Linked DNA regions of Homo sapiens: region 1 is linked to region 2. A link is a loop called in an ENCODE intact Hi-C map of the cell type or tissue named here. Cell type or tissue: ascending aorta. All regions are shown on one strand. Each heading gives the region's core, and the rest is flanking DNA. Links, peaks and the distances in the headings are about the cores only.

Region 1 (5,389 bases), core at 284-5,283, 51 kb before region 2:
TCAACTTAGGTCAGTCTCACTACACAATCTATGTTCTTTCCACCATATTATCACATTGCATGTATTAAGTGCCACTCAATCCCTCTGCTGTGTCTTTGTCCTGCTCCTGATATCCCCACCTCTCCTGGAGCCCGCTCCTTCATGCAGTTTCATGTGTCCTCTGACAGGGATCTAGACTTGACCTGCCTCCCTTATGACCCATCTAACTTACCTGTCCAGCATTCTGTTCATTTTATATTTTACTTCAAGGAAAGGACCCAAGATTCTCCATTTCAAATAAGATCTTAAGTATTTTTGATGCAGAGCCTTTTGATGTAGCTAGAAGGTTAACAGAAATGAGTAACCTAATTTTAACCTTCCTAGAATAATAGGAATGATAGCTAATATGTTCTTATATTGAAAACATGCCAGGCAGATTCTCAATAGTTACCATGTGGGATCTCATTTCTCACCAAATCATTTCACAGATGATGAAACTAAGTTTACCTAACTTATGGGAAGTCATAAAGTTAGTGACTAGCAATTCAGGCATTGCCCATGACCGCCTGGCTCCAAAAACTAATGTGTGAAGAGCATTTTACTTTTAATTGTTGAGACACCAGTCAAAACTTGGTTGGGGACAAGTGTTGTTTGGGGGATAGAGATGCAAAGGATGAATTCTCAGCTGCCTACGTGAGCCATGTTTACAGCCCACATAGTCAGCACTTTGGGCAGTTTTCAAGTCAAGGTTTTGTCATGACTATCATGCAAGTTTTCATTTAGTTATTTTTTTTATTATACTTTAAGTTCTAGGGTACATGTGAACAACATGCAGCTTTGTTACATATGTATGCATGTGCTGTGTTGGTTTGTTGCACCCATTAGCTCGTCATTTACATTAGGTATTTTTCCTAATGCTATCCCTCCCCCATTCCCCCACCCCACGACAGGCCCCAGTGTGTGATGTTCCCCGCCTTGTGTCCAAGTATTCTCATTGTCCAATTCCCACCTATGAGTGAGAACATGCGGTGTTTGGTTTTCTGTCCTTGCGATAGTTTGCTCAGAGTGATGGTTTCCAGCTTCAGCCATGTCACTACAAAGGACATGAACTCATCCTTTTTTATGGCTGCGTAGTATTTACTTCTCCGTCTCAACCATTAACTCAGGATTCCAAAATATACATTTTCAAAAATTGAGATACTCTTAAAAACCAACAAAAGAGCCAGGACCACCAAAAACTGATCACTCCAAACAGCTAGGGCACAGTTGAAAGAGGGCAGTATGTTCCTGGAATGGTGGGAGGTTGTTAGACGAATGTTGAATGATGCGATCTCACAGAATCAGTCAAATTTGTTATTTTTTTTCTTACCAGATTCTTTTTCTACCAGTAGGAAATCAGCAGATAGGGCAATAATAATAATAATAATAAAAGGGATCTTTGAGGCAGTTGAAAGATTTAGTTAACGATCCCTAGGGCTTTCTTTTTATAAGATATGGCACCTAGTTGGGATAAACCTGCAAAGATATTTTAATAGGTGACAGATTTTGTATTACAAATGTACGTTTAATGTAATAGAACAAAAGCAGACTTTGATTTGGAAAACCTGGGAATCTGCTCTTCACTCTACAACCATCTGCAGCAGGAACTGAGACTTCATTTCTTCTCTGCCCCATCTCACAGGGTGGCTGAGAGCATCAAAGGGAATAAACTATCTGAGACTGCTTTGTAAACTCTAAAACACCATAAAAACGTAAGGGATTATATTGTTGTAATATGTATAATAGACTCTTCCTAGCTAAGATCTGTGAGGAGTCAGAGAAGAATACCTGGAGCAGGGTGCGGGGAGAAAAACAGGGTTTTTATTAATTCATTTAGGCTCTGTTCCAATTGAATTCTAGCTGTAGAACTATGTTCTGTAATTATGATTTAGCAGTGCCAGAAACAAATATAGCTATCAAGTTCATCCACTTGCACAGAGAACAAATTAGTTCATAAAATGTACTGGATTTTATCTCCAAATTGAAATTTTGGCCTAAGTCAGTAATAGACACTAAGTCATTTGAGTTTTTTTCAGTGGAGCAATGTTAGTTAGCTGATGTTTTCAGAGAGAAAGTAGCCACTAAGAGTAAGGTGATTTGGAGAAAAATATATGTTTATATTGTGTCCTAACCATAGTCTATTTATGATATTAAGATTTTCAGCTGTTTTTAAAGACTATAGTTCTCTCTGGTCTTTGAGACCAGTAGTTCCATCAACTTTAGTTTTCATAAGACCCATCGTGCCTTACATCCATATGCTTTTATGTTTTACTTCAGGGCAAGTACCCAAGATTCTCTATTTCAAATACAATCTTAAGTATTTTTTGATGCAGGAGGCCTTCAGAATCACTGTTGGAGATAATAGATTTACAAGTTTAAATTAGGCTTCTGTCTAGACCAGGGCAAGGCAAGTAACAGAAATGAGTGATGCAAGCCTGTGGGTTGCATGGTGAACAGGGAAAGTCGTGCCTCTCCTTCGGGTTGCAGTAAGCAGTTAGCATAATTCAGGCTTCATGCCAAAAACATTAACATCCAGTGTACCAGGTGTTTCCTTATTTTTGAGATGCCAAAAGCCTGGATTTGCATGTGCATAAAATATGCCGATTTTTAGAATGTTGCCTCAATATTTCAAATAGTGTGTGGATTAATCAACATGGCTACACTCATTCAGTGAGAGGCTGCTTTGATACCCCTATTCGAGGCTAGAATTCCTTGCAAGTTGTAGAGTATGAGTCTTAGTCATGAGTGAATGAATGAATGAATGAATGACATGCTCTCTTCAAGATTGTTGACCTTATCGTGCATCTAAAGCAAAGATCTATCTTAACACTTGAAGTAATTAGAAATTATCACCTCTTTGCTTGCAGTGGAGTGAGCTGTCCAATAAGACAACTACACGCTTGCTCATTGTGGACACGTTCTTTCCTCAACAGTAACATTTTATTTTGTTTCAGGTGTGGCTGTCTACCTGTCTTTCATGGTGCAGCTCATTGCATTTTTAAAAGATGTTTTTTTCCAGGAGCTAATTGAGCTTTATCTATGTGAGTGAGCTAGAATCTGTCACTGACAGCCTGCAGAAGGCCATTTCTTCAATTGCTTGAAAGAATTAAAGAGTCAGACATGACAAACTGCAGCTCAGAATACCTGGCTGCAAGCCCATTAGTGCTGCTGTGCCAAGATGCACTAATAAATTACTTAGAGAACACAGACTCACTTTACTTCTGTCAGGAAACTCGCCACCCTAAAACCAAGGGAAAAGATTTGATTTTTTTCTATCAAAGTTTGTCAGGGCCTTTTGGAAACAGAATGCATTATTTATTTTTTGCAAAACATAATTGCTGGCAAACCCATTCCAGTCTATGAAAACAGCTTTCCTTTGTTTCTTCTATGATTTCTAGAGAAACAAACCTTAGGCTTTCTTTATATCTCTTACTCTCTGCCAAGAAGCAACTGTTAACATAGCAGCAACTGTAGCAAATAAAAAAATCAAACTGTGCATTTCTTTCCAATCCTGTTTTATAAACTGGGTCCTACTGTCTTAGCTTTTCTTGTAACCGAAGAGACAATTAACTTTTCCCTAAGGGGTAGAGCAAGAGTATCCCATTTACCAGAATGTTCTTATCAATCATTGATCAATCAAGAATAAGTTGTAAAGCTGTCTGCCAGTATTCTCGGTATTTGCTCAATTTATCTTGGATCAAATCCTTCCATAGGCAGAGAAGGCCAGATACGATTCTGGGTCTTATATTGATGAGTCCCTCTCTAAATAATTTTCTGAATTCATTCTGCTGTCCTCATTCCAATTCCAACGCTCATTTCTGACTATATACCCCAGTGCTGCCTCACAATTTTGGGGGATTTTTGTGTGTGTGGTCCTAGTTGGTGACACAGCCCTGGCCACTATCAAATCACTGTGGTCACTGGAAGGGAAGACTCTGTTGTCCAGCCGAGGTGAAGGAGGAGCCTTTTGAGGGACAACTCTATCAGGGGAAGGGGTGGCTCCCTAAATGAAAAGTAGATTGTTATTGCCACATGATAGGGGATGGGAGGCAAGTAATCAACAGCAATCAGTTTAAATCCATTAAATTAGTTTTTGCATCCAAAATGTGGATGTGATTTTCAGATACTCTGAAGTCCAGTCTAAAATAGGACTTTATACAATGTTTTTGAGCAAGAGAAACCTTACAGGAATAAGCGCATGGATTCACAGGGGAGCTTTGGCACCAGGAAGATACTCATATGGAGTTAAGACTTCTTACAACAATTGCAAACACAGCTTCAATATTATTTGCCCACATGCTGAAAATATTAACAAGCTGACAGAGATGGGTGGGCTACCAGGGGACTTGCACAGGAAACTCAATTTAAGCATCTTCCCCAGCCCATTCATCACAAGTCATTCATTTGATGTAGTCCTCCAAGAAAATCACCTTAACAACAAAAAAGGCAGCTGTTCAGCTAACAGCCTGAATCACAGGGACAGGAAGTGAAGATGCCACAGGAGTTTTTCTGCTCACCCACTTGGTCTGCTGACCGAGCCCTGTGGAGTTATGGAATTTGTGTCCACAACACAAGACTGGGCTATACTGAAGTTATTAGCAAGTGCAGTCTCTGTGTTTTGAGCTACTAGGGATTGAGACCAGAATGAAAAAAAAAAGAAATGAGAAAACATCATTCTGGTATTCATACCTTTTAAGAGACTCAAAGTTCAGAATATGTGCCCTTTATCATATATTTTCATCCTGTACAAGCTTTTTCAGATTAGATTTGCTGAAGCTTTGAAGGAGAGATCAACCTACTTCCTAGGCAAGGTTACTCCCATACATTTCCAATAAAATAGAAATGTTCACTACTTGCCACCTGGATTATCTTTTTCTTCACTTGGATGTCCCTCCCCTGGGAAATGTCTGCTTGCTCGTGCTGTGTGCATGTATGTGCATTGGCAGCTAAAAGGAATGCAATCAGAACCTGGTATTCTACGTGTTTCCCTGGTCATCACGCTCTGTTCACAGCTTCTTCTTTCATCATCCATTATCAATTTTTCCTAAATGACTTCCTCTAGATGCTGTAAGTCTCTTAACTATATCTTTCTAGTTGATTCACTCGCTCTTTCAGCAGACATTTACTGTGTACCTTCTTTGCATAGGACCCATGCTAGTTATTGAGAATAAACGATATATTGTTGAATTCAACAAACATGTATGTGCCAAGCCCATTTTCAATATGCTAGGGATCTCACAGTCTAACAGAAAAGAGAGGCAAACCAGAAGATATTTACAATAGAGAGGGAAAAGTGATGTTACACTAAGTAGAGAGTGTTTTGAAAGCACAGAATGGATGTGAAATCTGAGCAGACCCAGGGATATCCATG
Region 2 (5,389 bases), core at 72-5,071:
GTACTGACTGCAAATAGGTACAAGGGATAGTTTGGGAGTGGTAGAAATGTTCTAACACCGATTTTGATGACGGTTTTACAAATATACTAAAAATAATTGAATCATTTATTTAAACTGGGCGACTTCTGTGAAATAAACTATGCCACAATGAAGGTATTTTTTTAAAACTCAACTTTTGAAATTTAACAAAGGACCCTGTGATCAGGGCCTATCATGGAGAGTGCAAGAGTGTCAATTAGGTCAGGATTCTCACTCAAATTTGGACTTCCAGTGTTTTCTCCAAATGAGATGTTACATACATACACCAAGAGGACTGAAAGAATATGTTCATCATCACTAATTGTTAAAATACAAACACAGTTTTTGTAACCCTAGGCCTCTTCACCTCTGAGATATTTGTCCTCACTATGCAGTACATACATATTAATAAAACAGGACTTCTCTCTTTAGCATCTCAGCTGTCTCCAAGGCCAAAGACAGAGGAGGAAGGTGAGGAGAATTAACACTTACTAAGCAACTGCTACGGAACAGGCATCATACATTTTGCTTAATACCTTAATTAAATCTCACTTTTATAATAGCCCTTTGTGATGGGCATTTCAACCCAACATTCCACAGAGAAGAAAACTGAAGCACTTAAAAGTAAAATAACCTGCCCAATATCATGTACTCAGTGAGTAAGATAGCTAGATCTAAAATCCAACCTTTATTACAGGAAATGGCATTTCCATTAAAGCCTTGAAGTCTCTTCAGCACAGCATTTCCAAGGGCCAAAAGAGAATTCTACAAGATTGTATTTTGAATGAACAAGGAAATCAGTTAAATCAACTTATGTAGTACACATCAGCGTTCAATATCACATGAATTATGAAGGTTGGAATCTTTAAGAACTCTCAAAGGGTAGGCATTCCACATTGTATTTTACGTAAGTAGATATTTTCCCCTGGATTTCTTTAGGTTCTTTTTGATTGAAATGCTTGGCAACATTTTGCTTTATGTTGTTTTAAAGCATTCTGTGCTGACAAGTGGTGAACTCAGAAAATACAGTCCATTTTTCCCAAACCTATGAAAGTAATATTGCGCATTATGGCTTTGATAGTCCCCGTGATTATGACTACAGATTTAAAGTTTATGTTCCGCTGGGATCACCCAAACCAAGACTATTAACTTAAAATACACAACTGAAGATCAAAATGTATCTTCTCAATTGAGAAAACCAACAAAAAGAAATAGTATGTATATTTTTTGAAAATAAAACAATTTTTTAAGTTATTAAGGGAAATCATCAGAATTGTATTGTCTTTTTTTGCATTGAAATAAACTTTGTTATTGTTTAGAACAGAAGGAAAAAAGCAGCTAAAATAATTTATGTTTCAAGTCTAACCATGACAAAATTTTAAACAGAAGTTTGAATATTTAGGTCCCTAATTCCAATATCTTACCCATAATGGGAATAGTTTGAACATTTGAACAAAACAAATGTTATTTGCCTTGTTGAGATAGGTATCTCTAATATGATCAAAAACTGATGTTAAAATTAAATCCCCATCCTGAGGCAATAGCATAGAGACCGAGTCTATCTGGTGCTTTGGTTCATATAAAGGTCATTGTGATAAAATCTCAATGATATGCAATTAAAAAAATTCACATTGTCTACATTGGGTGAGGAAAGTAAAGGCACAACTGTAGTTGTGAAGCTTAACTAAGGTTGGTGAAGGCTATTTCCGCTGAAACAAACAGCTTTTTATATAAAAATACTGTTAATTGTTACTTCAGAGAAGTTGATTAAGGAATGGGGGAGGTAGATAATTTGTTTCTTTTTATATTACATTATTCTGTGCTTAAACTTTAGTGAAAGTGCTGGAACTTTTATCATGGGTATGCATTTCTTTGTTAATGAAAGAAGAAATTACTTAAAAAATTATTTTAAAATAAGAAGCATAGATGACTTCCAAAAAGTCACGTAATTTTCAAAAATTCTTTCCATTACAGAGAGATAATCCAATGCCAGGACACATATGCTCCCTGGGGTAAAATTGAAATATCCATAAAAATGAAATAAGAAGAAGCCATTTTAATGTCTAGAGGAAGAAAATACAGAATATGTGGTCTGTGTGTGGCCTTTGAGTAAGCCAGTGATGCTCAAAGTACCCATTCACAATAAGATCTGGAACCTGTGCTGGAATGTAAATGAACACACTACTTCCTTCTATGAGCAAGTCTTGCTACCAAAATAAATAAACACATACATACATACATACATACATACATACATACATACATCAGATGAACTGAAAAGCATGCTTAATGGCTAAACTAATTTACATCCTGATGCAAACTGGTCGCAAACAGATGGCCGACCAGAGACCACAATATGAGTAGCACTGAAACCTGCATACACCAAAAATAAATGGAAGGAGGAAAGTTTAGACTGTGAGTCAGTCAGGGTTCAAAGTAGGAAACAGAAATCACTGTAGACATTTAAAGTAGAAAAAGATTTAATACTGAAAATTCAGTGTAGACAGAAATGGTAGAAGAAAGAATAATGTGCAACAAGTCCACAAGCTGCCACTTAGCCAATTTGAAGAACTTCCACCATAACTACAATGCAGAGATCAGAAAGTTATGATTGCTGTCACGACCACCACTGCCTTTTAACATTTATGGATCTGGTGACTAGACAGAGGAGCACTGAGCCCGGTCAATTCAATGGCTTTTAAATCTTCATGAACTTGCTTGCCAGCTGAAAATGGCCTCCACCTCTGCCCTCCATATCTGCCCATATTTGTCTTGGTACATCTCTTTAAAGGGTATTCACTGGGATCCACACCTTTGAGTTGAGATCAGTTCTGCTTTGTGTATGTTCATTCTGCAGTCCAGGATGAAGGAGTGGTGGCTATTCATAGAATGCTCTACTCATGGTGATGAAGCGAAACACAAGCACATATAAGGCCCCTGCTCACGTCATATCTACTAACATCTCATTGTCCAAAGCAAGTCACATGGCAAAGCCCATTTTCAATGAGATCTCTGTTCTACCCCCAAAGGAAAACCACTGTAATATTACACAGCAAATGGTATCAATATACTGTCACAGGGAACTGAAGAATTGGGACCAATATCCCAATCTTCAACAACTTTCAGTCTTTTTCAATGCTACAGTTTCATATTCTGTAATGCTATGACAGAGATTCATAACAATGTATGAACTACCTCAATACCCAGTTACCCACTTTCTCTCCTCCATCAACTCCCCAAAAGACCACAGATAACCAATCTCTACAAAACTTATCCATTATTAGCCCCTTCTATCTGAAAGAAAGTGTTGTTACTCTCTCAAACCATGGCCCATTCCCAGGCTGTGTTATAATTTTCCCCAAACTCTCAGAGACTTTAATTCTACTCTATTACCTCTTTTCTCCTAAATCTTCACACTTGCTTCTTTCCCAATCAAACATCTGTAACAAATGCTACAATCAAACATGTGAACTTTGATCTTAAAAATAAATGGTCTCTCACGATATTACATCTCCCCTAGCAAGCCTCTTCTTCCTCATATTCACCTTTCCTAAAAGGGTGTATTTATTACAGCTTCTATTTCCTCTTCTTTCACTTATTCTACAGCACTCTGAAATCTGGCCATAAAAAAACAACAAGAAGTCATATTTGCCAAGTTTACTGCTTATTGTCGAAGGGTTTGGTGAGGCGCTATGAATAGCACACTCATTCCCTGATTTCTGCATCAAAAGAGAAAGAAAAAAAATGAAGCTTTCTCCGTTAGTCTGTTTGCATGGCTATAAAAGAATATCTGAGGCTGGGAACTTTATAAAGGAAAGGGGTTTATTTGGCTCACGGTTCTGCAGGCTGTACAAGAAGCATAGTGCCGGCATCTGCTTCTGCTGAAGTCCTTGGGAATCTTACAATCATGGTGGAAGGTGAAGGGAAGCCAACATGTCACATGATGAGAAAGGAAGCAAGGGAGAGAGAAGGAGGTGCCAGACTCCTTTAAACAACCAGCTTTTATGTGAACTACCAGAGCAGGAACTCAGTCATTACCATGGGGATGGCAACCAAGACAATCATGAGGGATCCACCTCCATGATCCAAACACCTACCACTAGGCCTACCTCCAACACTAGAGCTCACATTTCAACATGAGATTTGTAGAGACAAAACATCCAAAACATATCACCAACACTGAAGAAATGTGGCTTAGATGTGAGAGCCAAATGAGCTTATTAACTCCCTACGCTCTTGGATCCAAGACTGCAAATACACTTAACCCAGGTTTCTGTCTCACTATTGTAAGTAGAAGGGGAAGGAGAAAGAGTGCAACTATCACCCTGTTCCAGTGATCATGTTTGTGACTAGTAAGCTCCAATCAAGAAAAAATAGACCAATAGCAATTACCTAAGACCCAAGAAAGAGATGAGGAAGTAGATGCAGAGCATGTGGGGGCAATAGCCCCTCACAGAAACTAGAAGACTGGAAAAAAGATGCTCCCCTCTAAGAGTTACTGTTTGCATCTCTAATTTACTTGAGCTGTCTGGGATATTTGCACTGTTGACCTTTCATTCCTCTGGAAAATCTTTTTGCCTCAAATTTCAAGAAACTCCCTTCTCTAGGTTTTCCTCCTAATACTCTGATATGCCCTATTTTATCTCCTTTATGGGGTATCCCCGGGGATACCACTTTGTTTTCCCATTCTTTGGTGTCCCTTGGAAATCCCATCCATGCCTATAACTTTCACTATTACTCATGTGTTCATACAACTGGATATTATCTGCCTAATAGGTACTTCACTTCAAGGATGCGCATATGTACCTGACATGCAAAATGTCAAGACATATTTGTCTTCTTTTTCCCAAAGCAATCTTTCTCTTCCATAATCTCTCCTTTGTGGGTGGCACTAGCATTCACCCAGTCTTCCAAGACAGAAATCTTAAGAAACATCTCTAATTCCTCTCTCTCCTTCTCCTACTCTGTCCCTACCACCTCTGTGAGGTCCAGTGAATTTCACTTCCTGAGTATCTTTCAAATTAGTCTCCTCTCTATTTCTACTATCCCTGCCTTGGTTTAAACCCTAAGCATCTGCTCGAACCTAATTTACCACAATAGTTCCTCACTACTACGCCCCCTTAAAATGGACATATTAGTTTTGGGTTTCTGCAAGATTGTTTTTGTTTTGTTTGCCTAACACCAATTATCTCTTCTTTTGCTAAAAGCACCCCAATTTTGCTGAATGAATGCAAGGCACCAATGTATATTTTCTTTTTTAGAAGTTATTTTCAATTGGTGATCTATACATGATGTATATGACAGGTCCTCATTGATTAGAATATGTGGTTAACCAAAACTATTGCTTAATAATGGTGGTAAAGAGAGAAAT

Evidence for each region. Hi-C counts contacts between places; a loop is a spot of excess contacts. Peaks named below come from ENCODE experiments on the same cell type or tissue, not always from the same donor. Only the 100,000 strongest peaks of a DNase experiment are listed, where the experiment ranks them.
Region 1: it touches region 2 in a loop (2.4-fold over the local background); 2 of 110 quality-filtered maps call a loop at or near these places.

The regions. Positions count from the first base shown.
Region 1 is chr9:26,521,294-26,526,682 of GRCh38, forward strand. No RefSeq gene overlaps it. Among named protein-coding and RNA genes, the nearest start is that of CAAP1, 370 kb to the right of the region's middle. In ascending aorta, for the core only: no CTCF peak of the experiment used is centred there; a DNase peak (open chromatin) is centred at 3,161.
Region 2 is chr9:26,572,872-26,578,260 of GRCh38, forward strand. No RefSeq gene overlaps it. Among named protein-coding and RNA genes, the nearest start is that of CAAP1, 320 kb to the right of the region's middle. In ascending aorta, for the core only: no CTCF peak of the experiment used is centred there; no DNase peak of the experiment used is centred there.